2 separate regions of the Homo sapiens genome follow, and region 2 is linked to region 1. A link is an interaction called in ENCODE POLR2A ChIA-PET data of the cell type or tissue named here. Cell type or tissue: GM12878. All regions are shown on one strand. Links, peaks and the distances in the headings refer to the core of each region. The heading gives the core; the rest is flanking DNA.

Region 1 (16,367 bases), core at 5,616-13,615:
ACGCTGAATTTTTTTTTTTTTTTTTTTTGAGAGAGAGGCTCACTCTGTCTCCCAGGCTGGAGTGCAGTGGTGCAATCTTGGCTCACTGCAACCTCTGCCTCCCAGGTTCAAGCAATTCTCCTGCCTCAGCCTCCCGAGTAGCTGGGACTACAGGCGCGCACCACCAGGTCTGGCTAATTTTTGTATTTTCTACTAGAGATGGGGTTTCACCATATTGGACAGGCTGGTTTCAAACTCCTGACCTCATGATCCATCCGCCTTGGCCTCCCAAAGTGCTGGGATTACAGGTGTGAGCCACCGCACCTGGCCAATAATTTTTTAAAATAATGCCTTTGTCCCAATCCAATGTATGCGTTTTATACATAAAGAAGTGCAGGTGCAGGGTGAAGAAGATGAGACTCTCTCGAGGCCACACAGTCAGTGAGGAGCTATGCTGAACCTGAATGCTAGCTCTGGTGAACAGCTCTTTGCCCTCCTCCTCATTTCCCCATGGAGCCAGGGCACCCCCGTCATGTGCCAGTGCTCCTTGGAATAGGTGGTGACAATGCTGACACTTCTGTCAAGCAGAAGTCATTCAAGGTGACTGCCTTTTAACACACTTCTAAAAACAAACTGTAAAAGCCTCTCTGAAATGTCTGATGGGGAACGGATTTTTAAATCCACGTCGCTGGAAGACATGCAGGTGGGCCAGGAGGCAGAGGGGCCGGCAGGGAGGGGCACAAGGCTCTGGGTCCCAGGTCCTGAATCCCGGCTCAGCCCTTCCACTGCCCTTGCTGGCCATGTGCCTCCAACCCTCCAAGCCTGATTCCTCACTGTGAAACAGAGGATTGTGTTGTCTTTTGGTCCTGGCTATTTATGACTGGAAAGAGAAAGGCTTGTCAGAATTCAGGTTGACTACTTGGCATTTGAGAGAGCCCCACATCCACCACTGAAACGCCCACCCCACCACGGTGATTGTCATGCTTCTCTGCCTCCTTATTCATAGAGCGTTCCCTGCAAAAAGAGTCCTCGCAAGGCTCCCCAGTTCTCCTAGAACATTCAGTCTACTGACTCTCACTTAAGGCTCAGTGCACACTGGATACCACCCACCTCTCCAATTTCATCTACCATCTCTCCCCCCATCTCACTTGATGATCACCACCCTGGCCTGCTTCATGCTGGCTCCTTCTCATCCGAGGGTCACCTTCTCACATCAGCCCTTCAAACTATTTCGTCTGAGGCAACATCCTCCCCTCTTGGTCTCTTCCCCTTCATTTCCTTCTTTGTACTTACCACTGTCTAAAATCATCTTACTTATTTGTTCATTTATCTGCTTAATTTCTGACTCTCCCTGAGAGAAGGTAATCTATGAGGGCAGAGTATTGTTTATTGCTTCATATTTACTGCTTGTTTACCTGGCACAAAGACTGGCAAAAAGTAGGTGCTTATTAAACTTCAATTAAATGAATGAAGAAATTCTCTTCCAGAAAAAAAGCCTGCTTACCCCTTCAAAGTCCATGTCAAATAAAGCCTTCTATGAATCACCTAGGCAAAATTGAAAAGCCACCTTTTTTGTATTCCTACGGCCTTTGTGTCTGCCTCTCATAGGGTGTTTTTTTTTTCTTTTTTTTTTTAGATGGAGTCTCTGGCTCTGTCACCTGGGCTGGAGTGCGGTGGCGCGATCTCAGCTCACTGCAACCTTCACCTCCCGGGTTCAACCAATTCTCCCTGCCTCAGCCTCCCAAGTAGCTGGGATTACAGGCATCCGCCATCACACCCAGCTAATTTTTTTTTTTTTTTTTTTTTTTTGTAGTAGACACAGAGTTTCACCATGTTGGCCAGGCTGGTCACAAATTCCTGACCTCATGTGATCCTCCCACCTCAGGCTCCCAAAGTACTGGGATTACAGGCGTGAGCCACTGCACCTGGCCTGCCTCTCATAGGATGTTATATGCCAGTCTGCCCTCACTGCTGTGAGGGCAGGGACCTGTGCATGTCATTCTGCAAGTCCACAGCCTCCGCCAGAGGCTAGCCCTCTGTAGGTCTTCCACAGTGCTTAGAGAATTAAGGAATTGCTCGTCTAGAACCAAACTCTCTCTGGACTCATACAATCAGGGCTTTGTTTGCTCTCCAGGAAAGTTCAGCCATAAGAGTTTTAAAGCTTACATTAAATTGTCTACATCTTCCTGTCCATGGGCCTTCCCCAAGAGAAACATCATCTGGAAGCCATGTGATCGAGCGGACACTGATTTTGTGTAAGCCCCACATCCTGGGTTCTAGTCTCAGGCTTCAGCTGGGGGATCTTGAACTGGGTCTTTCGCTTCTCTGAACCTTTATCTCTTTAGTTTATGAAAGAGATTGAAAAACCTCTGAAGACTGCCCCACCCAGCCCTTACTGGTTTTGAATATGTGGCTCAGTCTTTCATATTCTCCCTCTAGCAGTCCATACATGTGGTTTGATAAGGAGTAAGTCTACTAGGTATAGCCAAACAAGTATTTTGTCAATGAAATCTTACCCTCAGAGAAACAGGGGATCATCCATTATTCTCTGATTGGTGTTTTTAATTAGACTCATTCTGCCACACACAGGCTTATACCAAATGAGGGGATTTTTATATCTGTTAAAGGTCCAAGGCTTTTCACAGATTGCAAAAAAGGCAAAATCCCAGCAGCTCGGAATGCTGTTGCATTTCATTTTACCCAGCCTTGTAGATTAGCTCCAAAGCCTGCTTGGTCAGCAAACATTTCTGCTGTCCCAGAAAAGCTCTTCAGTTCTTCCCAATCCCTATCAAGACTGTGCCACCACAGCAATGAGGAGCGGGATAAGCCATTTTCCTTTCCTGCGAACATTTCTGGGCTCTGAGGCCTGCCTTTTTTCAGATTCTGTGGGCCTTTGCTAATTTGTGTGACAGCTTAAATGTAAATAGGACACATCTGCATGGGTTAAAAAAATAGCTGCTCGTTGTAAAGGGCAGTGCACTGTGTTTATTTATCATCTACAACTGGAAAGCAGGTTCTGTTTCTAGTCTGTAATAGCTGATGGTTTGCGACAACCTGAGGCATTCTGGAACAGTTTTAGTTGACTATTGACTTTTGACATTAGTCTACATTCATTTTATTTTATTTTTTTTCCCCCAACTACTTGGCTGGGAGAAGAGAGTGAGCACCTATAAAGGTGGACATTTACAGACCAGGTCCTTGAGGCACACACACCTGACCAGATGCCTGCTGTCTGCTGGTGATCACATACCTCTTCCTAACTCTACTAACCACTATTTGCTGGGCAGGTACTTCATGCCAGGTAAGGGCTTCATATGCATTCTCTCTTTTGCTCCTGTCAACCACCCAAAGAAGTGCACGTTGGCCGGGTGAGGTGGCTCATGCCTGTAATCCCAGCACTTTGGGAGGCCGAGGCAGGTGGATCATAAGGTCATGAGTTCGAGACCAACCTGGCCAACATAGTGAAACCCCATCTCTCTTAAAAATATAAAAAAAGTAGCTGGGCGTGATGGCAGGTGCCTGTAATCTCCTGAGGCAGGAGAATCGTTTGAACCCGGGAGGCAGAGGTCGAAGTGAGCCAAGATCACGCCATTGCCCTCCAGCCCGGGCGACAATGCAAGACTCTGTCTCAAAAAAAAAAAAAAAAAAAAAAAACCAATACATGTTATTGTTCTGTTTTGAGAAATGTAGAAACTGAGGCACAGACAGTTGAGCGCACTGACTGTGTACTGAAAAGTATCAGAATTGGTGTCTGAGTTCATGGCTTAGATTATTCTTAACCATCTATATAGTATCTTTCAGAAGTCTCACACTCATCTACCAAGTTGGGCTGCCAGTCAAGGGACACACACAAGCCTCAAACTAAATCTTGGTGGTAGGTGAAGGAATTCATTCAAGAAAAATAACTCACATATAGAAGTGACATCTTTAGTTTTATTCAGACAGCCCAATATCTCTCTTGAATTTCATTACACCATACATATATATTTTATGTGTGTAAGTGCATATTCAAAATCATCATTTCTGTAATCACTTTTTTCATGAATTTTTCCATAGTTCACTTTAATTCTATTGCATTCAACAGGTAAGATAATAAAAGATTACTCTTACTTGCAATAGTGATCACAGCAACAACTGCAAACACCATAGGCTGGCAATTTGGAAAGCAATCTGAGAAGTCACCTCAAAAATTTTAACAAAGTATTATAATCTATCAAAAGAGCACCACAAAGCAATGACAGATTATACCGATGTGGAAAGAAGTCCACAATACACAAAGTGCAAAAGAGGGAGTTGTGGAATAATTTGTATAGAACAATCTCAAACCTGGTAAAAGTGTGTGTGTGTGTGTGTGTGTGTGTGTGTGTGTGTGTGTGTGTGTGTGTAAGCCTGGAAGAATCTCTGGAATGACAGAGTGCATAGATGTGGGGATGTTGCAGAAGGGACTTTCACTTTTCACTATATGCATCTTCTAGACTGTTTAACTTTTTATGCATATGCATTTTTAATTTAAAAAGTGATAAAAATGACATTTAAAAGTGTTCCCAGCCAGCTGTCCCAGGCAGTCCAAGTCACTATTGGTGCGCTCTCTATGGTGATTACTGCCATCAAGGCCATATTTGTTCCTCAGATCATCTACCTGCTGGCCCCAGCTCTTTCTTGGAATGCCCGCTCCATCTCATGGCTGGCTAAGCCAGCTAAACCATGCCCAGCTGATTTTGAGCTATCTAGTTCTCCCTCCTCTTCCTCCTCATTCCTGGTTACATATTGTCATGCCCTTGCTCTTTGCATCCAAGAAGGCCCAGATAGCTGGGAAAACAGTTTGCACTCCAGAAAAGGATGCTGAACTCAGCCTTCTTGATGAGGAAGGCTTGCCCCAACCCAGCTGGTAAAGAGGAGATCAAAAGAAACACACAGGTCTCAGCTCCTCAGCTAAGTCATCCTCCAAACTTGATTCCTCTTTCATTCCAGGCTGTCTAGCAGGGCCACCCATGCTAAGCATGAACACCAGCAAACTGTATCACCTCACATGCTCAGCATTTCAGAAGGTGCACTGTCTGTCCTATCAGCAGGACACAAATCCAGTGTTGGGTGGTAGCACCTGCCAATCAAATGGCTTTTCTGTGTGTACTTCTCCTGAGCTTTGAGGATGTGGTTTCCAGTCTGACTTTCTTGTTTCAGAGCTGAAGTTTCAAGCATGCATCTGGACAAAATATGCTTTCCATATAGGCCAACAATTTATTTATTTATTGCTTATGACATTGTACTTGGCAGCTAAGGAGATATAAAACAATTTGAACCACTCTGCAGAAAACGGTTGCAGAGTTGCCACTGGAGACTGCGGTGGAAGATAACAGAGGAGAATGGAGTCTCGCAGATCTTTCTGTAATTGACAGGCAGAGCCTCTAGAGGCAAGCGCGGCCAGCAGACATTCCTGCAAGGAGCTCACATCTCTTTCCAGCCTCAACTCCTGCTTTGGCACGAGAAGGAGACCGGAGGCATGTGTTGGAAGCCTCCTCTGACAGGACAGATGGAGCCAGTATGAGGACCTTTGCCATCCATCCCTAATTGCCAGGTTAGATGGATGTTTTGGACATTTATTAATGCAGTGGGTGGTGGTGACCTGCTTCCTTCCTCTGCCTGTCTCTCATTGACACTGTGGGTGCCCCTTCCATGGCCTGCTAGGCTCGACCATTTCAGTGTATGCAGCCCAACCTCTAACTGCCCATTCTTGCATGCCTTTGCCTGAGGGCTTCCCTGGCCTCTAAGGCTCACCCTATACAGGCCTGTGGCAGGTGAGGAGTGTGAGGGTATTGATGCCCCTTGGAGCAGCCCTCGGCCGATGACCGTCAGGAATGAAGACACACATATCACAGCTCCCTCACCCCTAAAGTGGGATGACTCAGGTTCCACACTAGCCTCCAGCATTCCACAGCAGGACTAAGCTGCAGTCACCAGTTGCCCACAGTGGTGGCTTGACAACTCCCCCTTTATTGGCTTGCCTTCCCATTGCCTTATTGATGTTTCCTGGGAACACATCCCCCAAGGACAGCTTGTACTACATCCTTGTCATGTAGTACAAAGAAGAGTCTGCTTCCAGGAACCCAAACTCAGAAAACTCCTACCTATTTCTGCCCAGCCCTTAGATTATGGATCAAAATTAGAGGAGCCCCAAGATTGTTTCCTGCACTTGGGCTGGTTGTTGGGCCTGCAGAGTGTTTAAAAGAATTGAAATAAGTTGCTATCATAAATAAATCTAGATTCTTGGATTCTATTGAAAAATGGCACAGATATGGCTATACTGAGCTTGCATTCCCTTATGGCATGTGGGGCTGAAGCTGACTTGTGATGCCCCTCTAACCAAGCCTCCCTGGCCCATTTCCCTCATTGACATTTCCAGACTGGACCCTATGGATAGTTGCTGGGTCAGCCAGGCCACCTATAAGGCCAGGTGCCTTCTTTCTCCAAGACTCCCTGCCTTCCTGAGGGTCTGAGTCACTGTATGGAACACTCAGGCCTAGATCATACATAGAAAAGTATGTGGATAGGGATGTGTGTTCATCCCAGGATGCAAAAATATCAGCAAGAAGAGAGCCACTAACAGCTAATGAGTGCAACCACGTCAGGTGCCCTGCTAAACCCTTTGCATTCTTTTCTTTTCCATTTTAGTCTTCTAGCCACTCTGGGAGGCAGATCCTATTATTTTCTTCATGTTTTATCTGAGGAAACTGAGCCTTAAAGAGTTGGAAAACTTATCCACTTAGCTAGTAATGAAGCTGGGACTCCAGTTTAAATTTGTGGTGTTCTTTCTGTCTGCAAAGCTGCTTGGCCCCTCTCATCCAGGGCACAGGTATATCCATGGAATGCACTTTATTTATTTATTTATTTATTTATTTTTCTGAGTTTTGATTTAAAGAATTTTTTTTAGAAGAAAAAGTCTCACTCTGTCACCCAGGCTGAAATGCAGTGGTGCAATCATAGCTCATGCAGCCTTGAACTCCTGGTCTCAAGTGATCTTCCTGCCTCAGCCTTCTGAGTAGCTTGGACTACAGGAGTACACCCCCACTTCCAACTATTTTTTTTGTTTTGTTTTTACTTTTTATTTTTTGTAGAGCTGGGAGTCTCACTATGTTGCCCAGGCTAGTCTTGAACTCCTGGCTCAAGTAATCCTCCCACCTTGGCCTCACAAAGCATTGGGATTAACAAGCATGAGCCACCATTCCTGGTGGAGAATGCACTTTACATGGTAGCTATGCCATCACCCAGGCCTGGCCTTGAGTCCGGGAGGCTCTGAAACCTTCCTTGTCAGGCCACAGAAGAAGTACATCTCCAAAAAGGCAGCCTCCAGAGTAGCCAGCTCCTGTCTCCTTAGCATTACAAAATAGAGACCTTGTGATTATCTTATAAGGAGAACTCTGAAAGATGTATAGACCAAAAGATTCATTAGCTTCTGACCAACTCAGTCTCTTCTTGTAGGAAGTCACAGGGGAAACCAAGTTAGACTCCGAAGGCCAGCTGAATTTACAATGATATGAAACTATCACTGCAGAACCTGGAATGTCCAACTGTGGCAAGCACAGTCCCCTTCCCATAGACACGGCCTCTAGGGAAGAAGAGGCCTAGAAATAATTTTAAAAGAGAGTAGAAGGGGTCACGATGAAGAGAAGAATGGCATCCTCAAAACTAGGGATGTTGGTTGAAGTAGTCATGTAAGGGCATCAGGCTAAGAGGCCCTGGGGAACTATTCCACAGCAGGATGGTGGCTTTGATGGAAAGAGTGACTGCTGGATTCCTGGCCCCACCTTCCCTCTCATCTCCCCCTAGAGATGGCCTGGCCACTGGGAAGCTCCGTGGCTATGACACCCATCTCCTGGATAGTGGTATGAAGGGCATCCCCAAGATCCTCCTCTTTCACTCCCCCGCTTTTGCCTCCATGGTTGGCTGACACCTCTCCTGACATACCCTTTTTCATTTTGTTTTTTTTTTTGCTGTCAATACATTCAGGCAGCTAGATCTAGCCTGGCTGGCTGGAAGCTGTCCTGGCTCTGTAAGGCAACTTGGCAGATCTCTACTCCGATCTATTCCATTTTGCTTTCTTGGGTGTACAGTCTTATTTCCCTTACTTCCAAGTCCTTGAGATGGGAGGAAGTAACCTCTTTTGCCTGCCAGTGTGTAGACGATAACTCACATCCTCTGTCACTATTATTACTATATTAGACATATTTCTTTTTTTCTTTCTTTTTTGAGACAGGGTCTCACTCTGTCGCCTAGGCTGGAATGCAGTGGCATGATCTCAACTCACTGGAATCTCTGCTTCCTGGGCTCAGGTAATTCTCCCACCTCAGCCTCCTAAGTAGCTGGGACTACAAGCACACACCACCATGCCCGGCTAATTTTTGTATTTTTTGAAAATAGAGAGAGGATTTTGCCATGTTTCCCAGGCTGGCCTTCAACTCCTAGGCTCAAGCAATCCTCCCACCTTGGCCTCGCAAAGTGTTGGGATTACAGGTGTAAGCCACCGCACCCACCCCTGGATGTATTTCTTAACTTCTCTGGTCTAGGTTTCTTTCCCTGTAAAGTGTAGATAACAATTTTTAATTAAAGGATGTGCTCAAAGGGTGAAATGAAATAATGTGTGTAAAGTGCTGAGGAGTGTCTGAAATGTCTAATAAATGGAATAATAACAATACTGGCAATGGCTGTGATTGTAGCACACCTCCTGTGCTCCCTGGAGCTCTGAGGTATAGCTCCCACCGTGGATCTTAACAAATGCTTGCTAAATTGACTTGAGCCAGGACTCAATAAGGGATGCAATTTCTATTCATCTGGCCTCAAACTGACTTATGGAAAAAGGCATTTATTAGTTCTTGTAACTAAATCATTCAGGACTAGTCTGGCTTTGGGCACAGGTGAATTCGGGATCTTAAATGATGTCTTCAGGGATCTGTCTCTGCCTCTCTCTCCATCATTCTTGTCTACTTTCCTTTTCCTTCTGACTTCATTTTCAGGTAGGGTTCTCTTCTCACTATGGCCCTGTCGCTCCCGGTACCCCAAATTTCATCACTCCAGCTTCTATTTCCATAGAGTAAACAGTTCTTTTTCCAAGCAATCTTAACTCAAAATTTCAGAACTGAGACTCATTGGTCTAGTTTGATTATGTGCCCATTTCTGAACCAATCACTGTGGCCTAAGGGATAGCTCCCTCTGAGTGACCAAGTCTAGGGAAAGTGAACTCTGATTGGCTGGCTTGAGTCATGTGCCCATATTGACATAGTGCTGGGTGAAGGGTAACTGTCCCAGAACTGCAAAAACTGAAAGGAATTCCCCAGAGAAACTTGGCCCCTGGTATCAAAAGATAGGGAGACAGACACTGGGCAGACCAAAGCAATGGATGGCTGTACACCATTAGCAGGCATTAAATGCATTTTGCACACTTGCTCATGAATATCTCCCTCTCCCTGTTGCAGAGCCACATAATCAGAAGACTGAAGGACCATTGCTGTGCAAGTGAATCTGAGTAGTTCTGACTTGCCAGCCTGTGACAGGGAAATAGCAGCCACAGATGTTTAACTAAGCAAGTACTACCAGGCCCCAGGCCCACAAGCTCTTCCCCAAGCCCAGTCCCAGCTGACAGGCAGGCGTGACAGGACATGTCAAGGCCAAGAGTCAGGACACCTGTCAAGATGTCACAGTGCCTCAGGACACGTGGGTTGGGCAGGTGACAGCTGCAGTGAACCTTCCCGAGGCCCACAGAGCAACCTGCATCTGCCACCTTCAACAGGCAAGGCATCTTTCTTCTCAGAAAACAAGGAAAGCAAGCAAGCATTTGAAACTGTATATCCTTTCCTGTTTCATTAAGGGGTTGGGCTTTGTTTTCCTGAAAGCTTTTGTTCTTCTGTCAGCATATTCAAAACAACCAAAAGGCGTTACCTGCTCTGAAATCCCTGAGATGCCTATCCTCAGAGGTGCTTTTGGCTGTCTTATGCAGCAGAAGGAAGATTTGCTTCCTAGCTGATTCTCCAGTCCTCAGGACATTCACAAATGGCAAATTATAAGCCCGTGTTGCCTCTGCTGACTGCAACTTGGGCCTGTCAGCCCAGAATAATATTTGCATGATGATTTGGCCAAATCAGGCCTGGCTGTCTGTCATCCTGGGCTCCCTTCTCTCCCTCCACCAGACGAACAAACCCCGTGGCCCCTCCTCCTCAGATAGCTCTGGAATCCCGCTGCTTTTCCCCATCCCTGATCTCCCCACCCTTCCTTTCTACCCCCTACCACCTCTCTCAGGTCCCAATAGTCTCTGTGCTCCACTCACTCCCCTCCATCAATTCTTGGCTCTTCCACCAGAGGGGTCCTTCTAAAGCACCCACATCCGTCCATGCCACTGCTCAGCCTTTTCTTTCAATGGTTTCCAAGTCCCCTTATAATTAAGTTCAATCTCTTCAAAAAACTAGCAGAAAGGCTTTCTGACCTCAGTCTCAACCGATAGCCTGTTTGCCTCCTATACTCCAGATGTATTTATGGACATAGGTAGGCTCCCAGATCAGATCTACATCATGACATCCCCTGGGGCTGGGCTATTCTCCTCTGCCGCCTCTGTACCTGGCCAACTCCTACTTATCCGTGAGGCCACAGCTCAAGGGTCACTACTTCTGGCTTCTGAATCTCGGTATGGCGTCTCTCCCATATTTGCTCTAGGCATCTAGTGCCTCCTCCACTACAGCACTTATTATACTATCCTGAAATTGCTTGCTTTTCTGTGCTTCCTTCATTAGCCTGGAGTAATGGAGCCTGGAAGATCTATGAGTATGGAACTCACCTTATTCATTACTGCATCATTAGCTTCTCATGCAAACCCCATCACATTATGGAAGCTCAGTTCATATTTGTTAAATGTCTGAACAATGTGAATGTTCATACTCAGACTTTCCATTGGCTGAATTTGAGGTCACAATTTCTGTACATGCAACTGAGAGCAAATTGGCACATCAACCCGCACCCCCACCTCCAGATAAAATGTAAGCAATAGCATTTGTTCCACCTGATATTCCTTTTGGCTCCTGATCTTTATGTCCAAGTTATAAAAATGTCTCCATCACAACTTCCACCCCTGGAATTGAGTGCCTGGTGCAGGGAAGGGGCACAATCTTTGACACAATCTAGAGCAAGTGAGACCTCCAAGGATTTGAAGAGAAATGTAAGAGTGTGCTCTGAGCTTTGGCTTGCAGAACCTGGGGGGTGGGGCGGGGGTGGCGTGGGAGTCTCCTATTTCCTTGACCATCCAAATTTGATTTTTTTTCTCCTTGCTCAGCACCTAGTGGTGTAGTATTCCAAGGGCATTAAAACAAGGTTAAAGGGCTTTATGTGATGAAAGGCATTCTTAGTTGTGAGTGTTTAGCAGGAGTTTAAATATCAGCAATTTTGTATATGGAAACATATTAGCTTCATATTTAATTGGGGTCGTGGTGCACTGTGAAGTACAGCACTTATGTGCACAGACTTGGGTATGATGTCCCACAGACATGGGTTTGAGTCCCAGCCCTGCCATTAATAAGCCATGTGACACCTGCCCAGGTAGCTAACCTCTGTGAGCCTCAATCAGGTCCCTCACCTATAAAACAGGGATAATAACAATAAAAGCATAAATCCTTGTAGGGCTGTTGTGAAGAACAAGGTAAGAAATGCACATAAAGTACCGTGCACAGCACCTAAAATGAGGTAAGCACCTAGAAAATGCAAGCTGGTCTTCTTCATATTATAACATTGGGCCCTTACCCTGCTCCAGTTGCTAGAAAGTAAAAAATGCACCAGCTTGTCCTGTGGGCCAAGTCTCACACACAGATGTTGGTTCAACTCGTCTGTGCATTAGTTTTCTACTGCTATCCTAACACATTACCACACACTTAGTGACTTTAAAAAATATCTATTTATTATCTCACAGTTCCGTAGGTCAGAATTTTGGCACAACACGGCTCAGTTCATTCTCTGCTGAGTTTCATGAGGCCAAAATCACCAGGTGTCAACAGGGCTGCAATCTTTTTTGCAGCTCTGAGGCTGAATTTACTTTCCAGCTCATTCAGGTCACTGGCAGAATTCAGCTCCGTCTGGTTGTGGGACTTTCCTGGCTGGCAGTTGGCTAAGCATCATTCTCAGCTTCTAGAGGCCACCTGCAATCCCTGGCTCATAGCCCCTTTCCTTTTATCACAGCCTCGTCTCTCCTCTCCTCCCCCTTGGGACCTCTCTGCCTCTTCTGCTGCCTAATCTCTCCCCTTCCCTCTTCCACTGCACCACTCTGACTCTTAGACTTTCTTTCTCGACTTTTAAGGGCTAATGTCATGACATTGGGTCCGTTTACATAATCCAGGATACTCTCTCTATTTTAAGATAAGCTGCAAAGTCCCTTCGTCCAGTACCTGGTTAGTGTTTGAATAAAGCATGGGCATCTTGGAAAGGCATCTTTAGATTCTGCCTATCACATCTTATTTGCTGCATTTTAAAATCTGAAACAAAACACATCTCAACACAGCACAGTCATTACGTGTTTAGTTTGGGCTATTTGTGGAGTTGGCTTAGCTGAGAAGAAAAACGTGAAAAGGTTATTTAAAAAAAAAAAGTGGGCCCACCTCCTTTCCTGGGAGACTAATGCTTTGTTAAATATGGACTTTTCAATCCATTTATCAGGGAAATTCCCTTAGATTTTCCCTTTTTCACTTTCTGTTTAATAAAGTCCATACCATTTTAGGGTATTTAAGAATTTAAATATTGCAAAGCTAAGGTTTTTATATATGAAGCTGAACTCCAGATTTCAAACTGTCAGCCAGCAGGGTCTGAACAGGGAGGACTCTTGGGGGCAATCCTGCATTAACACAAACAGGACAGCGTGGGCTGGGAAACTCAAGACTCAGATTGGAATGTATTTGCCAATTGGCAACCAATCCTGTTCTTATCAGCTTATCAGATTTATTTCATGTAGAAAATTAAAATTCTGGGTCTCTATTGTGCAGAAATACTTGCACATACGCCCAAAGGCATATACACAAAATTATTTACTGCAGTCTTGTTTGTGATAGCAAAACATGGCAAACTATCTAAATGCCCATTAACTGTGAGTGGCTAAAATAAACCTTGGCAGGGGAATTCCATGAAATACTTCTGTCGCTATTAGAAAATAAGGTAGGTCTATATATATTGAAACGGAAAGTTTACCAAGACATACTGTTAAGTGAAAAATGCAAATCACAGAAGAAGCTGAATAATATAATCTAATTTGTGTTAAATGAATTATGTGTGCATTATTTGTAAATGCAGACAAAGGACATATCTACCAATTAATTGGGGTCTATTGCTTCTGGGGAGAAGTGTAGAGTTGGGGGACAGAGTGAAGGAGACATTCAGGTTTTAAGTTGTCTACTTCAATATAGCTTAAATATTTTATAATGAGAATTGAGTCATGAATGTAGATTATTTTAAAGAATTGGGTGAAAAATACCATGTTAGACATATTACTAAGGGTAGGGGCATATAGGTTATCTATCAATGGGACTTGAAATATGATGTTATTTGATGTTTCAGAAATTAAGGCCGGCCAAACAGCTAAAATGACTAACCTCTGAGCAATTCAGCTTAAATTCCATGCTTATTCATTGCTACAGTAGAGCCAAGTCCTGATGAGACATGCTGAATGAGAGAGGGCTATTTAACTTCTAGTTTCTGGATGGCTGTGACCTTCCACAGACCTCGCACATAGAAGGTACTCAATAAATACTTGAATAATAAAACAAATGGCACTATTAAATTTGGGAAAAGTCTGGTATCTGCCTTTGATTAAATAAATCAAGCCTACTAAAATCACAGGAGACATATATACAAGATTCAACCCACTGTCAAGAATGGATGAACGGAAGGGAGATGGTTTCCATTACAGAATACAGGCAAGTAAGATTTGGAATTAGACAATCGTTCTTTACTTTCAAACAGAACCAAACAAAAAAATTCCCCAAAAAACAGACCTTAAAAACTAAATCCTAACCCTACACAGCCCCTGGAATAAAGCTTTTCCAATGTACCTGCCAGAGCAGCCAGTAGAGGAGAAAGGGGCTCGGAGGAGGAGGAACTTGCTGTCTGCAGCGCTGCCCCTTCATCAGTGAAGTGGGGCTAGAATCGATGATGGCTAAGCTCCCTTTCAGTGCCAACTTTCTGGCAATCTGTAAGTGGCCACTCTGGTTGCCCAGTATCCTCAAAGGAGCTAGAATCAGTTCTTTCAGCTTCAAAGAAACAGACCCTTGGGTTTGCATGTCAAATGTCATTGTAAACCTATGCCCCAGCCCCCACCTCGTCTGCAGATCACCTATCAGGGTTGAGCTGCAGGAGGAATTACAGTGGCCCCTTCCTTTCGGAGGGCAAGTTGGAAAGGGAGGCAGAATGTGGCAAAATGCCTTCTTCAAGGCCCTCAACATTAAACTTTGCATTGTTTTTAGCTCTTTAAAAAAATCTTTTTTTACTTTTATAGTTCTAAATTTACTTTGGATTTACCAATATTAACTAAGTGGCTAAGTAAATAAATATATAAAGCAAACATGAGTACCACACTGTCCCCCAGGACTCTAAGCCTAGGAATGCAAGGAACCCTGTTTCTAACCATGTACACACACTCTTTGCTGCTATTGGTTTGTCTCTGCCTATAGCCAAGTCACATTTTGCAGTGCGACTATTCTGTAAACTACGCGCTTGTTTGTAAATTGTACCAGATGCTCAGCCACTAACTCAGCCTTATACTTTCATCAGGTTTTTATGTCTTTATGATGTACATCTTTGCCACTCAAAGGGTGGTTCACACACCAGCAGCATTAACATTGCCTGGGAGAAGAGTTGCCAGATAAAATATAGGAAATTCAAATTTTACTGGATGTCAAGCCTTTTATTTTTTTCCCCCCTCTAAATCTGATAACCCTACCTGGGAGTCTGTTAGAAACGTAAAATCTCAGGCTCCACCCAGACCTAATGGAATCAGAATCTGTATTTAACAAGTTTATAGGTGGTTGCAAAATCGACTTGAGTCTACTTAATTCCTGTGATACAAACCTTCTAAGTTCCACTGGCAAATTCTGATCTCACTCTGCATCAAATGTAGATGAAAAGAGTAAGCTGTCAACAAGCTTGGTTTCTGTGTTTTCCCCATTTCGTCATACATTCTGTTCGCAAATGCGCACATTTTTCAACCTGGGCACAGAGGGCACCCCCACTTTCAACCACTCCTGAGCCCGAGCTCACGAACCGCCATCGCTGCAGAGGAGACGCCAGGCGGTGTTAATTGCTTGCTGGGTGGTGGGGAGGAGGGGCTGGGTTACCATCTCGCCTTTGATCAGGAGGTAGAAGTAATGGTTTTACTTACATCCTGCTTTGTCTCTGCACAGGCTGAGAGCCAAGGATCCATTTCAGGCTCTCTCTTTCTTCCTAGTATTCTGTTACTGCCTACATACCGCGGCCCAGAGCTTCAGGCGAGGTTGTGGGGAAACCAAACGCTCTTTGTGGTACACCCACATGACAGGCTTCAAAATGGAAACAATATTTAAGTTTAACCTGGAAGATCAAGTTTGCTCAAATCTCGCAACGCAGGGAGCTTTTGAAAACTTTAGCAGTAGGTCTGCATTTGATGGAGAGAGGCAAGCAGTGATGGAGAAATGAGGCCTTGTTAACAGACACTGAATCCCCACACGGGAGTCAACATTTCGCCTTATTCCTTATAAATAATGGGGATAATAATAACACACTGAGACAGAGCCTTGAAAGCTTCAAGGTGTCTTTACAGCCACATTCTTCTGCAGTCTGCAGAATAATTTTGGGAAGAGGGTGCGCGGTGAAGGTGTAGAAGGTAGCCGTCATCAGCCCCACAGGACAGAGAAGACACATAATCAAGTAAACTGATTTTAAAAGTCAAAAAAATCAAGACACTTTCCTCAAGTAGCACATTTCCTGACTCTTCAAGCAGCGCTCTTTCCACTGTTCTCAGGGTTCCATTATTTGGTTGCCCCAAGCTACTCAGATCTCAGCCATTCCGCAAGGAATTTCAGGGCTGGAAGAAACCTTTAAATGATTCATAGAATCTTGTTATGGATTGAGTTGTGCCCCCTCAGAATTCATGTGTTGAAATCCTAATCCCTAGTACTTGAGAATGTGACCTTATTTGAAAACAGGGTTGTTGCAGATCTCATTTGTTAAGATGAGGTCATCTTGGATCCTGATCTTAGGTGACTGTTGTCCTTATAAGAAGGGGAAATTTGGACACAAGGAGACACATGCACTCAACAACGCCGGGAGAAAATGAAGACAGAGATCAGAGTGATGCATCTACAAGCCAAGGAACACCAGAGATTGCCACCAAACCACCA
Region 2 (16,367 bases), core at 3,981-11,980, 100 kb before region 1:
TTGTTTAAATCATTTCCCAGTGAGACCCTCCTTGAGCACCCTATTAACCCTGTTCCATGCTGCACCCCCACCCCTTCTCTGGGATTCATTTTTCTTCAAGTGACTGACATCATTTTCTGACATGCAGCCTCATTTCCTTGTTTATCATATTCACTGTCCATCTCCACATTAGAATCCAGGTTCTGTAAGGGCAGGGATTTTGGTCTGTTTTGTTCACTGCTACATCTCCAAGGCCAAGCACAGTGCCAGGCACTAGAAGCTGTTCAATAATGTGTGTTGAATGAATCCTATTTCACCATCACAGTGACACCAATCAAAACGAGGTGTTGAGGCTCCTCCCATTTCATGAATGAGAAAACTGAGGTTCGGTGAGGGTAGGGAACTGTCTATGCACAGCCAGCCAGTAAGGAGTGAGGAAGGAAGATGTGTGCAAGCGCAGGCCTCTCCGGTACCAGAGAGCTGTCTCCTCCCCACCCCTAACCCAGCCACTTACAACTTATGTGGGAAACGAGGAGTTTGGGCTCAATGATTTATTGCCGAGGCTCTCTCTCCTGAGGTCTGAAGCTCAGTTCAAGTCCATAACCATTTCCTCATAGGAGGCGGAGTCGCAGGTGGTTTGGGGCACTTTCTCTGGAACAGAGTTTAAGTCCCATTTTTCCCACTCAGCCCTGGGACTTTGAGACAACTTCTCAACATCTCTGAGCCTCCCTTTCTTTCGTTTGCTGGCTGCAAAACGAGAATGGTAATAGCGTATCTCTGTAGGGGCGTTAGCAAAGACAGCAGGGGATGCGTGTAAAGGGCTTCTTACAGTGCCTGGCACACGGCACCTGTGAGCTGCTGTCTTGGCACTCTGCTGATGCCCAGGGCTGTCCTCGACTTGCCCCAGCCGGGCCCACCACCACTGAATCTCCCGGGGTGAGGAAGCACCCCTGGCTCCTTTCATCCTCTACATCGGCCAGGTCTGGATAGTTCAGCCTCTGGGAGGCAGGGTAGGGCCCAGCGGGCCATGTTTGCAGCCCAGCAAATGTTCCTGGAGCCTTGTTTTTTGTTCTGTTGCTGGGCCATTTGTTTTTATAGCTTATCGTTTCTGCAGGGGGGCTTTGAAAGGCTGCCATTGCTCCAGTGGACGTTTCCGGTGCGCCTCCATCAAGCCACATTTAATGAAAACCAGTTTAAGGTCTTCTTTCTCATAAAATGTCTCATTGTTGCTCCGGCAGCTCCTCTTTAGAATAATGAAGATGAACGCTTCCTCCGTGGGGTAGCACACAAAACCCCCAGCCGTAGGAGAGCTTTGCTCAGTCCCCAGGAAGTCTCAGAGACCAGGGGAGAAATAAAAAGCTAGTGCAGTTTCTATTAGGGAGGAGGAGAGGTGGGGGCTTAGGAACCCTCAGTGCTGCAAATATAGGGAATGAAGCTTGGGTTCCTCATCCTCTCTGAAGGAATTGTCAAATGAAAGAATTTTGCTACTAAAAGCGTTTTATAAGACCCTCAACAAACACTTGTGGTCCAAAGAAGGGAAGCAGCAGACGTAAGGTCACACAGCAGAGCTGGACTAGTTGGGGTAGAGCTGGGGAGACAAGCAGTTTTCCTGGGTCCCCATCCAGACCTCCTTCTGCTCCAGAGGACCCCCATGAGACAGGGCCAGGGGGCCTTCTTCAGGCTGTCAGGTCTAGCCCGGAGTTGAAGATGCCTGATGAGGATCTGGCTGGTCCACAATAGGGGCTGGGGAAGCAGCTGGTGGCCAGTTTCACAGACAGCAGGAGGTCTCCTCCAAATAAAAATCACAAGGATTTTAGATGCACTTGTTGAATGCCAGGCTGAAGTGACCTGTGGCCCCTACATTCCAGGGGTTACCAGCTGATGTGAATGCCTGTGGGTGAGATCTAGTCCTCCCAAAACATGCCACATGGGCAATGCCCTCCATAGCAGTTGTTTGAAAAGGACCTAGTGCTCGTCTCCCAACGATACATTAATTTTTCTCCTTTCAGATTAAATTTAAATAAATCATTTTGGAATTACTCTACTAATTGACTATTTGGTCAGTTGTTACAGGAGATGTAAATAGTGTGGCTTGATCTGGGTTTTTTGCAAATGAGACATGGCCTTTTCCCCTCTAAATGTGTCTACACAGTTACTCTTAATTTGCCCATTCATTGCCCCATGTGCCACACTTGCTCTCACTTAAGTCCCTATCTTCTGGGCTAGAAAACAAGGGCAGGGAAAAACCCCAGCCACACAGACATACGTGTGTCAGCAAGGAGCTAAGCATGGCCAAGGGCGGGGCTGGAGAGAAGGCATCCAAATTCTCTGTCTACCCCAGTTCTGACAATCAAAAGCTGGGTGTCCTTCGATGGGCCACTTGGCTTCTCTGGAACTCAGTTTTTCTACTTTAATAACGTGGGTGGCTTAGATGAGGGGTCCCAAATGTGCACTGTTCACATGGGTACCAGGCAGGCTTCTTAGGAGTAGAAGGCATGGTGGCAGGCAAACTGGGAGAGTTCCTGGGTCAACTAAAGAGACAGCCACCACCTCTCCCTCCAGCCAATGTTGTTTTTCAGAAATGGAGATCTCCAGCAGCCAGATCCTTCATTTCTCAAAAGAGAAACCCCAAACCTAGAGTTTTATGTGAACTACCAAATTCCTACATCTTGGCAACAAAATCAGATGTGTAAGACACCGTGCTATGCAGGTCAAACAAAATGCATCTGTTGATCTCTAAAGTAACTCCGGTTTTAAAACCCCATAATCCATACTTATTTATTACAGAAAAAGAGTGTGTATTAAACAGAGAACTGAATTTGGCTGCATAAGACAGGAGTTAGAGTCCTGGATTCACCACTGACTCAAAGAACCTATCACCTCGAGCATCTGATCTTTCTATGAAATGGTGTTTGCAATACCTGTCCTATGGTTCCACCAGTAGCCTGTGAGGACGAAATGAGGTCCCTCCTGCAAAAAAAAAGGCCTCTATGAAGGGTAGAATACCATGTCCTGGTTATTCTTATTATCCAGAAATTCTTCTCTTCACCACTGGGGACCCTGAGGCCTAAACCTGGAACTTAAGCAGCTGTCTCCCAGGCAGCTCTCCGAACACAAAATGCCTGAGACAATATGGAAACCAGATGCGGAGCAAATGCCGCCTTACCTTTTTTTTTTTTTTTTTTTTCCTGTGCTTTTGTACGTTTTCAAAGCCTTTCCACATTCATGGGCTCTGATATCAATAAACTCACAGCTGCTCTGCAAGGCTGTTATATCAGGTATTATTCTATTCCAGATGAGGAAACGGAGGCTCAGAGCTAAGAATGATTGGGTCAAGGTGCCAGAGAAAGTACATGGCACAAGATGGAAGCCCTGTGGCCTAGACTGCTGTCTGCTGGCAGTCCTCTCTGGGTGGTTGCCTGCTTTCAAAAGATGAACTTTCTAAATATAGGCTTAATGCACAGGGCCCTGTCCTCAGCGAGCTTTGCAGCAGCTGAAGCATCCTAGTACATGGTTTTGGTAGTGAGGATGGTAAAAACAGCAACAGCAGCTGCTTCTGGTCACCACCACCTCCTTTCTCTCTCTCTCTCTGCCCCCAACCCCCCTCCCCGACACACACAAGAGAGAGAGAGAGAGAGAGAGAGAGAGACAGAGAGAGAGAGAGAGGGGAAATACTATGTTAATAGGACACTTTTCTGTGGCTTCTTACTGCACATTGTCTGGACCATACTCTTTGACAGGACTTCCCACCTGGTCTAGCCTGGTCCTGTGCACCTTTGCCCTTTGCAACCTTCCCTGGGCTCATGCTCCCTCCCTCTCTGCTGAACCTTCTTGCAGTAATACTTGCCTCATTCCCTCCCTCTTTAAGGCCTTTGCACCACCTGTTTCCCCTCAGCTCAAGTGTCACTGCCTCCAGGAAGCCCTCCCTGAAGCCTCCATTCTTGGTCATATTCATCTCTCATAAAATCATGGTCCTTTCCTTCAAAGCCCTTATTCCCATTTGTGCTTGTATGTTTGGGTGTGTGATTATCTCACTTAGTTCCATCTCTTTCACTGAAATGTAAGCTGCTTGAGGGCAGGGCAATCAGCCCTTTGTATTCAATGTCACAACTCCAGCACCAGGGATGATGTGCAGTAACTATTTGTTGAACCAATGCATAAATAAATATGTGAATTAGGTAACATCTACCTCATGTAATTCTCTCCACACCCAATGAGATATTATGAATTGTTATTCATAATATGGATTCATAACAATGGATGTTATGAATTGTTCCTTGTTGCAGGGGATGGGGAGAAGACTGAGAGTCTGAGATGGTCAGTGGCTTGTCCAAGGTCACACAGCTAGTAAGAGATGGGGGAAGATTTGACTACAGGTCTGCCCGATTTCCAAATTTTCAAACAGATATAATTTAAGAAATAGGGGCCGGGCGCAGTGGCTCACGCCTATAATCCCAGCACTTTGGGAGGCCAAGGCGGGCAGATCACGAGGTCAGGAGATCGAGACCATCCTGGCTAACACGGTGAAACCCCATCTCTACTAAAAATACAAAAAATTAGCCGGGCGTGGTGGTGGGTGCCTGTAGTCCCAGCTACTCGGGAGGCTGAGGCAGAAGAATGGCGTGAACCTGGGAGGCAGATCTTGTAGTGAGCTGAGATCGCGCCACTGCACTCCAGCCTGGGTGACAAAGCAAGACTCCGTCTCAAAAAAAAAAAAAAAAGAAAGAAAGAAATAACATGATAAGCCTCTGTGTTAGCCATGGTTTTCCAGAGAAACAGAACCAACAGTATGTGTGTGTGTGTATATGTGTATAGATATACACACACATACATATATACACACATATATATACACATGAATATATACACACATACATACACACACATATATATATTATGGAGGGAGAGAGATTTATCTCAGGAAATTGGCTGCTGGGCACGGTGGCTCATGCCTGTAATCCCAGCACTTTGGGAGGCAGAGGCGGGTGGATCACCTGAGGTCAGGAGTTCGAGACCAGCCTGGTCAACATGGTGAAACCGCGTCTCTACTGAAAATACAAAAACTAGCCAGGCGTGGTTGTGGGTGCCTGTAATCCCAGCTACTCGGGAGGCTAAGCCAGGAGAATTGGTTGAACCCAGAAGATGGAGGTTGCAGTGAGTTTTCACGGTGCCACTGCACTCCAGCCTTGGAGACAGAGTGCGATTCCGTCTCAAAAAAACAAAAAACAAAAAACAAAAACAAAAACAAAAAGAAATTGGCTCACGTGTTTAGAGGTAAATCCAAAATCTGATGGGGTAGGCTGGCAGGCTGAAGACCCAGGGAAACATTTAAATTCAAAGGCAGTCCACTGGCAGGGTTCCTCCCTAGTCTCTGTTCAATGAAGGCCTCAACTGATTGGATGAAGCCCAGCACATTCTGGAGGGTAATCAGCTTTACTCAAAGTCCTCCGATTTAAATGCTAAACTCGTCCAAAAAAATATCCTCACAGAAACATCCAGAATAACGTTTGACCAACTATCTGGGCACTGTAGCCCAGTCAAGTTGACACATAAAATTAAACATCACAACTTCTGTATACCCATCACTCAGATTCAGCCATTATCAATGAAATTGCTACATTTGCTCCAGCTGGCCCCCTTCTTTTCTTTTTTTCTGTTGGTGAAGTGTTTTGAAACATACCCCAGGCCCTATATCCTTCTATCCCAACCTACTTTATAAGTCAAGCTATCCAACTGCAAGGCATGCCCATAGAACCCCGCACCTCTAAGAGCTAGCTCGGTCCTCAACTGTGAGAAACCTGGCCTCTCAGAGTGCAGAGAGGAGGCTTCCTGATGTGTAGGCCCAATCGGCATGCCCAAAAGGTGAGGTCTGATTTGTGAGACAATTTCCACAGTCTTAGAAAGAAGTTTCCTCTATGCCCCAGCCACGTCTGTTTATAACTTGACCTTGGCCAGGGGTGGGGTTGGGGGCAGGGAAAAAGACTTGCACGTTCCACTCCAGCAAAGCGCTCTCTGTTTTTCCATGGCCATACATTGTTTTCATTTTCATGTTGCACCCGCCTGCTCCCCATCCATTTATTGCTTTCTCCTCCTTCTCTTTTCCCTTCTTCCTCCCCCTCATTCTTCCTCCCTGGCTTTGAGGCGTCTGGACTTTTGCACACCAGAGAAAGAAACCTATTTAATCTACCATGTTTACAAGCTGCGTAAACAAGGTACAGTGAGTGAATCATGGAAAAAATGCACTTTATGTGAAAAAGTTCATTATATGACTTTGTTCTATTAAAACAGCCGGGTGTAACTAACCCCAACCAGAGAATTTGGAAAAAAGGAAAAAAAAAAAAGGAGAAAAGAAAGGAACCCCTGAAAATGCCCTGTTAGCATTTATATCTTACAATTTCACATTAGCATTCATATAATTTCTGCTGGTTTAAGAACATTTAAATGGAGTTCTCCTCTAGGGAGAAGATATAGGGACTCATTTTCTGTTGCTTTCTAATAATCTCTTCCTTAAAAATATATACATATATTTTTTAAAATTGTCCCAGTGGATTTAAGGAAATAGGGTTAAAAACCAACCGACTGAATTAGTTCTTTTCTTGAGTTGTTGAGTAATTGGTCATCATTCTTCTACCTTACTCTCATTTTGTTTGGGTCTTCTAACTTAATAATTTCTGTGTCGTTATTATTGTGGGGCTTCCAGATTTTTTTTTTTTTTTTTTTTTTTTTTTTGAGATGGAGTCTCATTCTGTCACCCAGGCTGGAGTGCAGTGGTGCAATCTCGGCTCACTGCAGCCTCCACCTCCCAGGTTCAAGTGATGCTCCTGCCTCAGCCTCCTGAGTAGCTTGGACTACAGGCACACACCACCATGCCCAGCTAATTTTTGTATTTTTAGTAGAGACGGGGTTTCATCATATTGGCCATGCTGGTCTTGAACTTCTGACCTTGTGATCCACCTGCCTCAGCCTCCCAAAGTGCTGGGATTACAGACATCAGCCACCACGTCAGGTCCAGATTTTTCTATTTTTCTTATGATGATAACAATAGCAAGTTATTAAAATGCACTGGCACTATGCTGAACACCCCACATTAAGAATTTTATTTAATCTTCACAAGAGCCCCATGAGAATATGGAGGTATTGTGGGGTTAAGGAACTGGCCCCAGTTCATGGTTAAGAAATGGTAGCACTGGCTGGGCACGGTGGCTCACCCCTGTAATCCCAGCACTTTGGGAGGCCGAGGCGGGCAGATCATGAGGTCAGGAGATCGAGACCATCCTGGCTAACATGGTGAAACCCTGTCTCTACTAAAAATACAAAAAATTAGCTGGGCGTAGTGGCGGGCACCGGTAGTCCCAGCTACTGGGGAGGCTGAGGCAGGAGAATGGCGTGAACCCGGGAGGTGGAGCTTGCCGTGAGTCAAGATCGCGCCACTGCTCTCCAGCCTGGGTGACAGAGTGAGACTCCGTCTCAAAAAAAAAAGAAATGGCAGCACTGAGGCTTAAGCCTCACAGCCAAGCATCGGCATCATTCAAGTCTAATTTTCTAAGTAAGAAAAGCCAATTGGAAACAATGACTATGTTAATAGTCATAGAACTAACTTTAGGACGTGGGAATATGAGTGACTTTTAGTTTCTTCTTCAAATTTTATTAAAATTTCCAAATTTTCCATAGTGAATTATGGAATAGTGCCTTTAGAACTGTTTCATGGAGGAAATAATGTAATCCTGCCTAGGCTTAACTAGGGAAAACAATGTCTTTTATGAAGTATCTAAATACATCTGAGAGGAAATAATACACATCTTTGCATAATTCTTTGCATATACTGAGGTAGAATGCGGTGTTCTAGGGTGTAGACGACCTGGACTATCTTACCATCCATGAAGGCAAGCGCTTTCCCTTTCCTGGGCCCCAGTTGTTCCATCTGTAAAGTGAGACTCATAGACTGAAATGGCTTTAAAAGGCTTTTTCATAAACTTCTTTGTTTATGAAAAAACCTCTTTGAGACCAAAGATGGCCTCTTTGTCACCAAATATTCAAAGATACTGCTTTATGGGAGCTGATGACATCCTTAACAAGTAGAAAGGCCTTTCAGGCATTTTCCGTCCTTCCATTTTGTCTGTTGCTTTCAAGACAGAGGTGCAGACGGGACCTGAAGGAGTGAGTAGCCAGGCTGAAGCCGGACTCCTAGGAACTCTGACAAGAGACACAGGCCTGTTTTTAGGAGACACCAAATGGATGATACCCTCTCCTGGGGTGTGGATGGTCTCAGGCTGCTGTGAATGGCCTTTTCCTCTTCTTCAGAAACAGCTTCAAAACCTTCCTTAATGACAAAACAAAGACATTTGCAAACTGCATGGTTCAGAGTCCTCTCTGCTGCTTCCCAGGGGGCTGGGTTCCCATGCATGTGTCCCTTCCCCCCTCCCCCCTTCCCCGTGCTGCAAGCTGCCCTTGTTTTAAACCAAGAGTTAGGGCTCAGCCTAGGGGCACTGTCAGCCTCATCTCAGAGCACCTGGGTTCTCAAGGCTGGCAAATATCTCTCTTCCCAGGCCCCAAGAGAGGATGCAGCTGCTCTGCCCGCTAAGCTTTCAGCTTACCCCAGCCTCTGGAAAGGAAGGAGGGGGCCTTGGGCTGCCTGTGAGGTGGGGCCCAAAGCCAGCCCAGAGCCCTGGCTCTCAGACAGAAACTTCACCAGCGATTCTGAGGATCCCATTTCCCACCACCACGCCCAGCCACCTTGGGGAAGTCAGCACCGAGAGCAGTGGAAACAAAATCAAAATGCAGGCACAAATAAGATGAATAATCCTAATAATTTGAGACATGCCGCCCTTGCTAAAAGGACCATAAAGGGCATTTGTTTCTAATTAAACACCAAAACCCTAAACCTTTCAACTCTGCATCCACAACTACTGTAAATGTTTATGAAAAACGGGAAATTCTCGTTTAATTCAAACCATGCCAGAAATGCATTTTCGTTGTCTTGACCGGTGGAGAAACCCTATCGGCCCCAGCTTGAGCACATCTGAGCTTTAAATTGAGAAAGGCAACAGGCCTGCAAGTGAAGCTGAGTCCTGAGCAAGACCTGGGTGAGGAAACAGCATCTCCTCATCATGGCCAACTCTCAAATGACACCAGAGCAAATGCTTGGAGCGTCTTCCAGAAAGAGAAATGGGTACCAGGGCCGCTTGCAATGTTAGGGGGAGGGTCACAGACGTCTCAGAAATAAATTAGGCTGCCCAGCAAAATGGTTAAAAGCAGAAGTTGTAGAGTCACACAACTTGGTTGGATCAACCTCTTACCACTGGGGTGATGTGGGCAAAATAGTTAAACTTTCTGTCTTGGGTTCTTCAAGAATCATTGCCACAGTTAAGTGAGATGAAGCCTTTAGTGTGACGGCAAGTGAACCTGCAAGGCCCCTGCCTTCATGAAGCTGACGGGCCAGGCAGAGAAGCAGATTAATCAGCAACCTGTGCTCAGCTCTAGAGTGTCTCCAGGTAGCTTTTCCAGTGCCCTCTCTACCTGTGGAGTTGCTGAAATCCGCGCTGCTCGCTCAGAAAACGGGTCACCGAGGAAAGATTTCAGCAGGAAAGAGCAGCCCATTCAATAATTCCAAAGTGACTGTACCCAGGGACTTGAGGAACCTTAAATGCCTATCCCCCAAGCCCCACGACTGAGCTCACAGCACCCAGAGACCATCACAATGAAAAGTACACTGGGCTGTGGAAACTCCCGGGGCAGGAGGAAGCTCTGCCTCCTTAATCAGAGGATGGAAGCCCTCCCTTGGAAACAAACATTTCAATTTGGCTGAGAAGGACACAGCAGGGAAAAAGCCTCCAGGACTCACGTGACTGCATTTCCTAACTCTTCATCCAGCTTTAAAAATCAGGGGATTTCCTTTGCTAGTCTTTGGGGAGGAGGGTTAGGACCTAAAATCTAGGCCTGAGTACCCTTTCTCTCACTGCATGGATATTTCCACTCTAACAATGTCAACAGCAGCCTTTCAAAAGCAAAGAGCTACAGCCTCTCAGTGCCCCACATGGAGTCACGTTACTGCCTGCTAGGCACGGGGTTTTGCTCCACAGCCCCCATTCACCTTACTTCCAGGAAGACAGACCAAGTTCCCACCTCCTCCACTTTCTGTCCAGAAGCTCCCACCACCCCCATAAGCTCCAGACATAGAGCATATGACTCAACTTGGCCAATCACAGCATCACATTCTCTGGCCTGCAGTGATTCAATCAAATCCAGTGAGAGGAGCTGAGAATTTTGCTGAACTACTGCAGGAAAGGCACCTGCTCTTTGCTTGTGGATCTGAATCTGGAAGGATGATGGCTGGCAGCCATTTGCTACCAACAGAGCCTGAGGAGGTAACCAACACACGCAGGACAGGAGAGACTCAGGGTGGAGACAAATAGCTCCTGACCACATCATCTGAGCCCCTGGGACCCACCATGCATGAAGGCGGGTCTCAATCTTCTAATTCCACAAGCCAATAAATCTTCTCATTTGCTTAAGTGATTTTGAGCTGGTTTTTCTTTTTGCTTGCAAATGAAAGAGTTGAAAAAGGGAAGAGCTGAATAGGGGATAGAGAAGAGGCAAAGGCTATGAGTAAGATCAAACAATTATTTACTGCAAGTCTACTACATGCCTGGCACTGCACTCTGTTCACTATGGGATACCAGACACACACATAGACCCAGAGTTTACAATCTTTTAGGAGAGATGAGACATGAGTTTGAGTGACTGTAATATAAAGAAAAAATATGACAAATGCTGTGAGCAGGGAATAAAAAGTTCTGCTGACACACAAGGAGTGAGAGCCTTCTTCTGGCTTTAGGCCAGGAAAAGGATTCATGGAGATGGCTCGTAGCACTGCTTTGAAGAGGGCTGGAATTTGACAAGCAGAATTTGGGGTGGAAAGTGGCAGATGGCCCCCCCAGTGGAGGGGACAGTGTGAGCAAAGGTGAGAGAGACATGTTCTAGAATGGCAGACATCGTGTTGACAGACAAGCACCAGGGGAAACAAAGGGCAGACATCAGGAATTCTGCAGGGTCCTGGCCAGGGCCCTCCCTTCCTCTCAGGGAACCTCAAATGTCTTTGTCTCTATACTGCAGCCATATTCTGGCTGAAGTTCTGTCATCTTGGGTTGCTGAGGGAAGGGTTTTCTACAACAGATATCAGCCTGCAAAGGATTCTAGCTTTTGCTTCTCCTGGCCACCCCTTGGGGGAATCCTTTATATATTAAGTAGTTGCCATGTGAGATCTACTGCCACTCAAAGTTAAACAGCTCAGTTGGCACTCTCCAAAGTCTGCTTCCAGCATAAACCCATGCCACATGGGCAAAAATCCATTTGGGAAAAGACTGGGAGGAGCACTCCAGTCAAAACCTTACATGGTCTGATCCCTGCCAACCTCTTCTCACTCCATGGCCCCCTCTGCTTTCTGCATTCCCTATGGCTTCCAGCCACAGGACCTTTGCACATGCTGTTCTCTCTGTCTGGAACACCACCCTTTTACCTAAGCAACTCCAACTTATCTCTTAGATCACAACTCAATTGCCACTTCATCATAGAAGCCTTTGCTCGTGGCCCTCCAGGGCTCAAGGCCTCCCAGTACAGGAGTTAAAGACAAGGGTTCCAGAGTCAGAATGCCTGCGTTGAAATTCTGGCTCCAGTGCTTACTAGTTTTATGACCTTTCTGTGCCTCTGTTTTCTGATCTGTAATATTGGCTAATTAACGGAGAGGCTTGATAATGGCAATAGTGTTGGCAGATAACACTGAATGAACATGAGCTACCATCATATGATTTCAGAGCAACTTGTCCTGCCTCTCTGCCTAGTCACAGTTGCAAGTTAATGCATTCATGTGATCCTTTGATTAACGTCTGTCTTTGCCAATTGACTAAATGCCCTACTATTAATAGGTAGAACAATGTCTGGTTTTGCCCACCTCTAGCACTTAGTATCCTGCCTGGCACGTAATAGATGGCTTAAAAATATTTCAGAAATGCAGGTATGAATAAAAGAACCCAGAGTGGGGAAAATAAGGTCCCAAATATTCTTATATTTGCAGAAACCCTGACCTCAAAACGTCACTCCAAATAACCAAGGAGCAAGACCTCAAAAGTTGCAAACATCTGTGGTTTCAAAGATGAATAAAACAAGTTCCAAAAGATGCTCCAGCCACTGAATTCCTCTTTAGCAATTCATTTCCTGAAAAGTGGACATGAGGCTGGAGTAAATGTGGCCAGCCAACCAGATGCAATGCTCTGAAGTTAACAGAAGTTTGTCTGATGTGCATCAAATGACTATAATTCCTTTTCTAGTATCCCTAACAGTTACAGAGAGGTTTCTGTGAGTGTGGCCTTTGGCCCAGATTTTAAATAATATTATGCTTTGCTGCAATGCTGTTTTCTGAGAGTTTACATCTTTGGGGTATGTTTTTAATATGCGCCTCATAATGGGCCAAATTCTCCTCTGAGATCCAAGCTAGATCTCCCAAGTACAGACTATGTTATAGATCTAGGGGTAAACAGTGGTTTCCATGTCAAACTTTTGATCCATCATTATTCTGTGATCCTCCAGGAAGAAGGGCTCAGATGCAGATGACCAAAAGTGGGTACAGTTTGCAGGGAGGCATTAGTATTTCCCTTTGCAAAACATGTTAGTCCCACAGCAAGGTCTGGAGACACAGTTGGGCAGGCTGAGAGAGCAGGAGACCCAGATGCTGGAGCCCTCACCTTGGGATTTACCAAGGCATGTGGCTCCAACTGGGTATTGGTTTTCCCTGGAGCAGGGCATGGCCTTTTAACCAGTTTTCCCTTTTTCATGCTCCCTTAAACCAGTCCAGCATCTCCCTATGGGCCTGGACCACAGAGATGCCTTTCTTCCTGACTCCTGAGCCTTCTGAAAGTTTTTCCACATTTTTCTCCTTCCAAGAAAGCAATGGTTCTCCAACTCAGAGGTTCTGATTTCAGGAAGCATCTGTGGAGTGTAGCTCTGAGAAGAAAGCACCCAAAGTGGTGAAGAGTAGTGTGTGCATGCACTTAAGGCCCATGCCCTCCTAGGGCAGGACTGAAGCCATAGCTCCAGGTGCCTGTAAAATCCAGAACTCACAACCTCAGGGTTCCTACCTCTCTACCTCATTTTAGGTCTCAATAGCTATCTGTTTAGCAACTAAGTTGTTGGTTTCCACCATGCTACAAATCAAATTAGTGACATCAGACAACACATGTGTCCCCAAGAGACCTGGCCCATGAAGTAAGACTGGAAGTCCCCAATGGATGGGGCCTGGGCACTGTGCTGGGCTAGACTGTCAGGGGTGCAACCTAGATCCCTGCAAAACTCCCCATGGAGCGGCCTCAGAGGACAACACCCTCAGTCTATCCATCAATGTCCTCCTTGCCTTTGGCCTCTCTCCACTGGAGATGTGAACAAAGAGAGAACAAGAGAGATTAATTTCTTTTTAATCCTTCCTTTCTAGCAAGGGCTTGACCTCAGGCTTTGGCCTGTTTCAGCTTCTCCCCAGGCAAGACCATATTTCACGCTGAATCATCAGTTTCTGGGGAAACAGAGCGCTAGCCCACAGCGTACGGATGGCCATGCTATCTTGAAGGAGCCCACAGGGGCTGCTCAGACATTATCTCATCCATCCCTACCCTTGGAGCAAGGTGGGAGCAAGGAGCCGTTATCTTGGTTGGGCTGCTGAAGGAACTTTAGCCCAGAGACAAGGTACTTCTCCGGAGTAGTGCAGTACCAGGCCCTTCCTAGCTCCAGGAAAACCCTCAGCAGCCCCTTGCTTCTTGGGCCAGAGGAAAGCATGGTGGTGAGGAACCCTGCAGACCTTGACTACTCAGCTCTGCCACTATGTCTCAAGAGCAGCCATAGGTCAGTGAACAGGTGTGGCTGTGTTCCAATAAAACTTTACTTAAAAAAACAGGCAGTGGGCTGACATTGGCTCACAGGCCACATTTTGCTGAACTTTGCCCCTAGTATAAGGCTATTTCTTGCTCAAGAAATGATCTTAGAATGTCAGGTTGGAGCAAGGTTTCTCAACTGCAGTACTATTGACATTTTAAGCCTGATAATTGTTGTAGGGGTCTGTCCCATGCACCTTGGTCTCCTGGAGCCCTAAGCTGCCATGTAAGAAATTGCACTACCCAGAGAGAAACCACAGGAGAGGCTCTGAGAGTACATGGAGAAGAGGGTCCCAGAGGTGCCCAGCCTGCAGCTGACCCCACCAAGGCCCTTGGCATGTGACTACAGCCATCTTGGATGCTCCAACCCAGGACAGCCACCAGCTAAGTATCACTGAGGGACCACACTCCGTGTCCACATGGAGTCAAACTTCCCAGCTTAGTGCTGATGGAATTCCTGACCCATAAAATTCTGATATGTAAGAAAATGGTTGTTTAAGCCACCAAGTTTTGGGGGCATTTGTTATACAACAAGAGGTAACTGGATACATTTCAGCGAAGAATGAGAAAAATCTGTCATTTAGCCAAAAATCTTACCAACCTAGGTTAGAAATCTGATCAAAGGGGAACTAAATGATCAGAAACCCACTGTGGTGGCAGAATATTAGGTCACTGTCTTGGCAGATTATTGGCCCAGTAAGCCCCTAATATTCCTTTAGTGAGTACACGGAACCTCTTCTCCCAACAAGACTCGGCCTTTTTGGGGAGGGCCCTCCACACCTCCTCTTCATGGCTTGGGAAACCTGAAAGACTGGCTCATCAATATATCGATGGCCAAAGGCAAACATGGCTTCACCAGTTCAGGCAGAAGCTTTAGATGATGTCGGCACAGTCACAGCAGAAAGCTCACCAAACTACTGCTGCTTTTCTTTAAAAAAAAAAAAAAATTAAGAGCAAGAAGAAAAACTTTGGGCTAGAAATCAGACATCTTGGGATTTCTATCACCATGGAAGATGACAAGCTATATGACCTTTGGCAAATTTCTTTACTTCCCTGGTTTTTCATTTTTTCCGTGTGTCCATTATGGCTTTGGACAAGCTCAGAGGTTTTCATATCTACTTTTTGGAAGCCCACAGAAACCCCTCAGAGGCTGTGGGTGCATTTCTGTGGGTTAGAGGGTAGGTAAGAGGGAAGACTTGGCAAACGGGGCTCCAAGTCCTCTAGCTTCATTTCACTCAAAGGCATTTATGGGCATTTGTCAGAACTTAATTTGAAACTGAAAGCTAAACCATGCCTGCACATCACTGGTCTTCACAGTTTGTAAGGTCCTTCTAGAATCCTCATCCCTAAATTCTCTGCCCCTAATTTTGATGGGGAATGAATGTGGCATTTTTGTGTATCTATTTTCCCCACTGCCCTTTTCAGAAAGGTAGGCATGGTGGGCTACTCGCTTTTTTTCTTGCCCTGTATCCATCCTCCCTTCTAATAATAGCACCCCCAATTTACTCTGGGAAACTATCCAAGGTCTACTCTCAGTCCATGACCCATCTGAGTGGGAGCATGTGAGCAGACCTGGTCTATTAAAATGCAGCATCCCCTTGGCCATGCCATATTATTAAGTCATGAATGGGCACAGAACCTAAGCCAGCCCAATGAGAGTCTGCCCTGAATTTTCACTGGAACCATCATAAAAGTGGCTATCTCTTTGTGGAATTGTAGAATGCTAGCCTGGAGTTGACAGAAGCCATCCTGCCACCTCAATGTGAAAGGCAGTTTAAGAATGAATCCCACCTAAAGGAGTGGAAAGCCAAGTGAAGAAGAAAATACAGCATCTTGATAGCATCGCCTGGGCTGCTGGATTGAGCTATACCTCAAGGCAATAGGTCCTTGGATTTTCTAGTTCTTTAAGCTGAAAAATTCTCCCGCTGCCTTCTTTTTCTTTTTTGAGACGGAGTTTTGCTCTCGTTTCCCAGGCTGGAGTGCAATGGTGTGATCCCTGCTCACTGCAACCTCCACCTTCCTGGGTTCAAGCGATTCTCTTGCCTCAGCCTCCCGAGTAGCTGGGATTACAGTTGCCCGCCACCATGCCCAGCTAATTTTTGTATTTTTAGTAGAGACGGGGTTTCACCATGTTGGCCAGGCTGGTCTCAAACCCCTGATCTCAGGTGTTCCAACTCCCTAGGCCTCCCAAAGTGCTGGGATTACAGGCATGAGCCACTGTGCCTGGCCCGCTGCCTTCTTTTTTAATTAAGCTAATTTGAGTTGAGTATTTGTCACTTGAAACTAAGTATCTTAGCTAATAGAAGAAGTAAATACAGTTTAATTGAGTCTGGGATGCCATATAAGAAAAGTCCAAGTGTTTTGCATACTCTGCTTGCAAAGAAAACAACCTCCCAGGTTGGTGGCCTGAGGGTTTGTGCAACACCAAAGAACACCAAGCTCAGCCAGCCCAATTGCCCTCCCATCCCTTTTCTT

Evidence for each region. ChIA-PET counts read pairs that join two places held together with the same protein. Peaks named below come from ENCODE experiments on the same cell type or tissue, not always from the same donor. Only the 100,000 strongest peaks of a DNase experiment are listed, where the experiment ranks them.
Region 2: POLR2A ChIA-PET joins it to region 1 with 5 read pairs; 3 of 35 experiments call an interaction of 5 or more read pairs at or near these places.

Annotation. Positions count from the first base shown.
Region 1 is chr3:55,649,251-55,665,617 of GRCh38, forward strand. The region is part of intron 17 of ERC2 (ELKS/RAB6-interacting/CAST family member 2); the gene reads right to left. It overlaps ERC2-IT1 (ERC2 intronic transcript 1), which reads right to left and starts at 10,219. Exons shown (of 1, transcript NR_024615.1): 1 at 7,956-10,219. RefSeq lists enhancers at 9,374-9,573, 9,614-9,733, 15,259-15,759. In GM12878, for the core only: no CTCF peak of the experiment used is centred there; DNase peaks (open chromatin) are centred at 9,261, 9,591, 12,041, 12,484 and 1 weaker place; H3K4me3 peaks cover 974 bases; H3K27ac peaks cover 2,621 bases.
Region 2 is chr3:55,546,332-55,562,698 of GRCh38, forward strand. The region is part of intron 17 of ERC2 (ELKS/RAB6-interacting/CAST family member 2); the gene reads right to left. Among named protein-coding and RNA genes, the nearest start is that of ERC2-AS1, 53 kb to the right of the region's middle. RefSeq lists an enhancer at 9,116-9,617. In GM12878, for the core only: no CTCF peak of the experiment used is centred there; no DNase peak of the experiment used is centred there; H3K27me3 peaks cover 178 bases.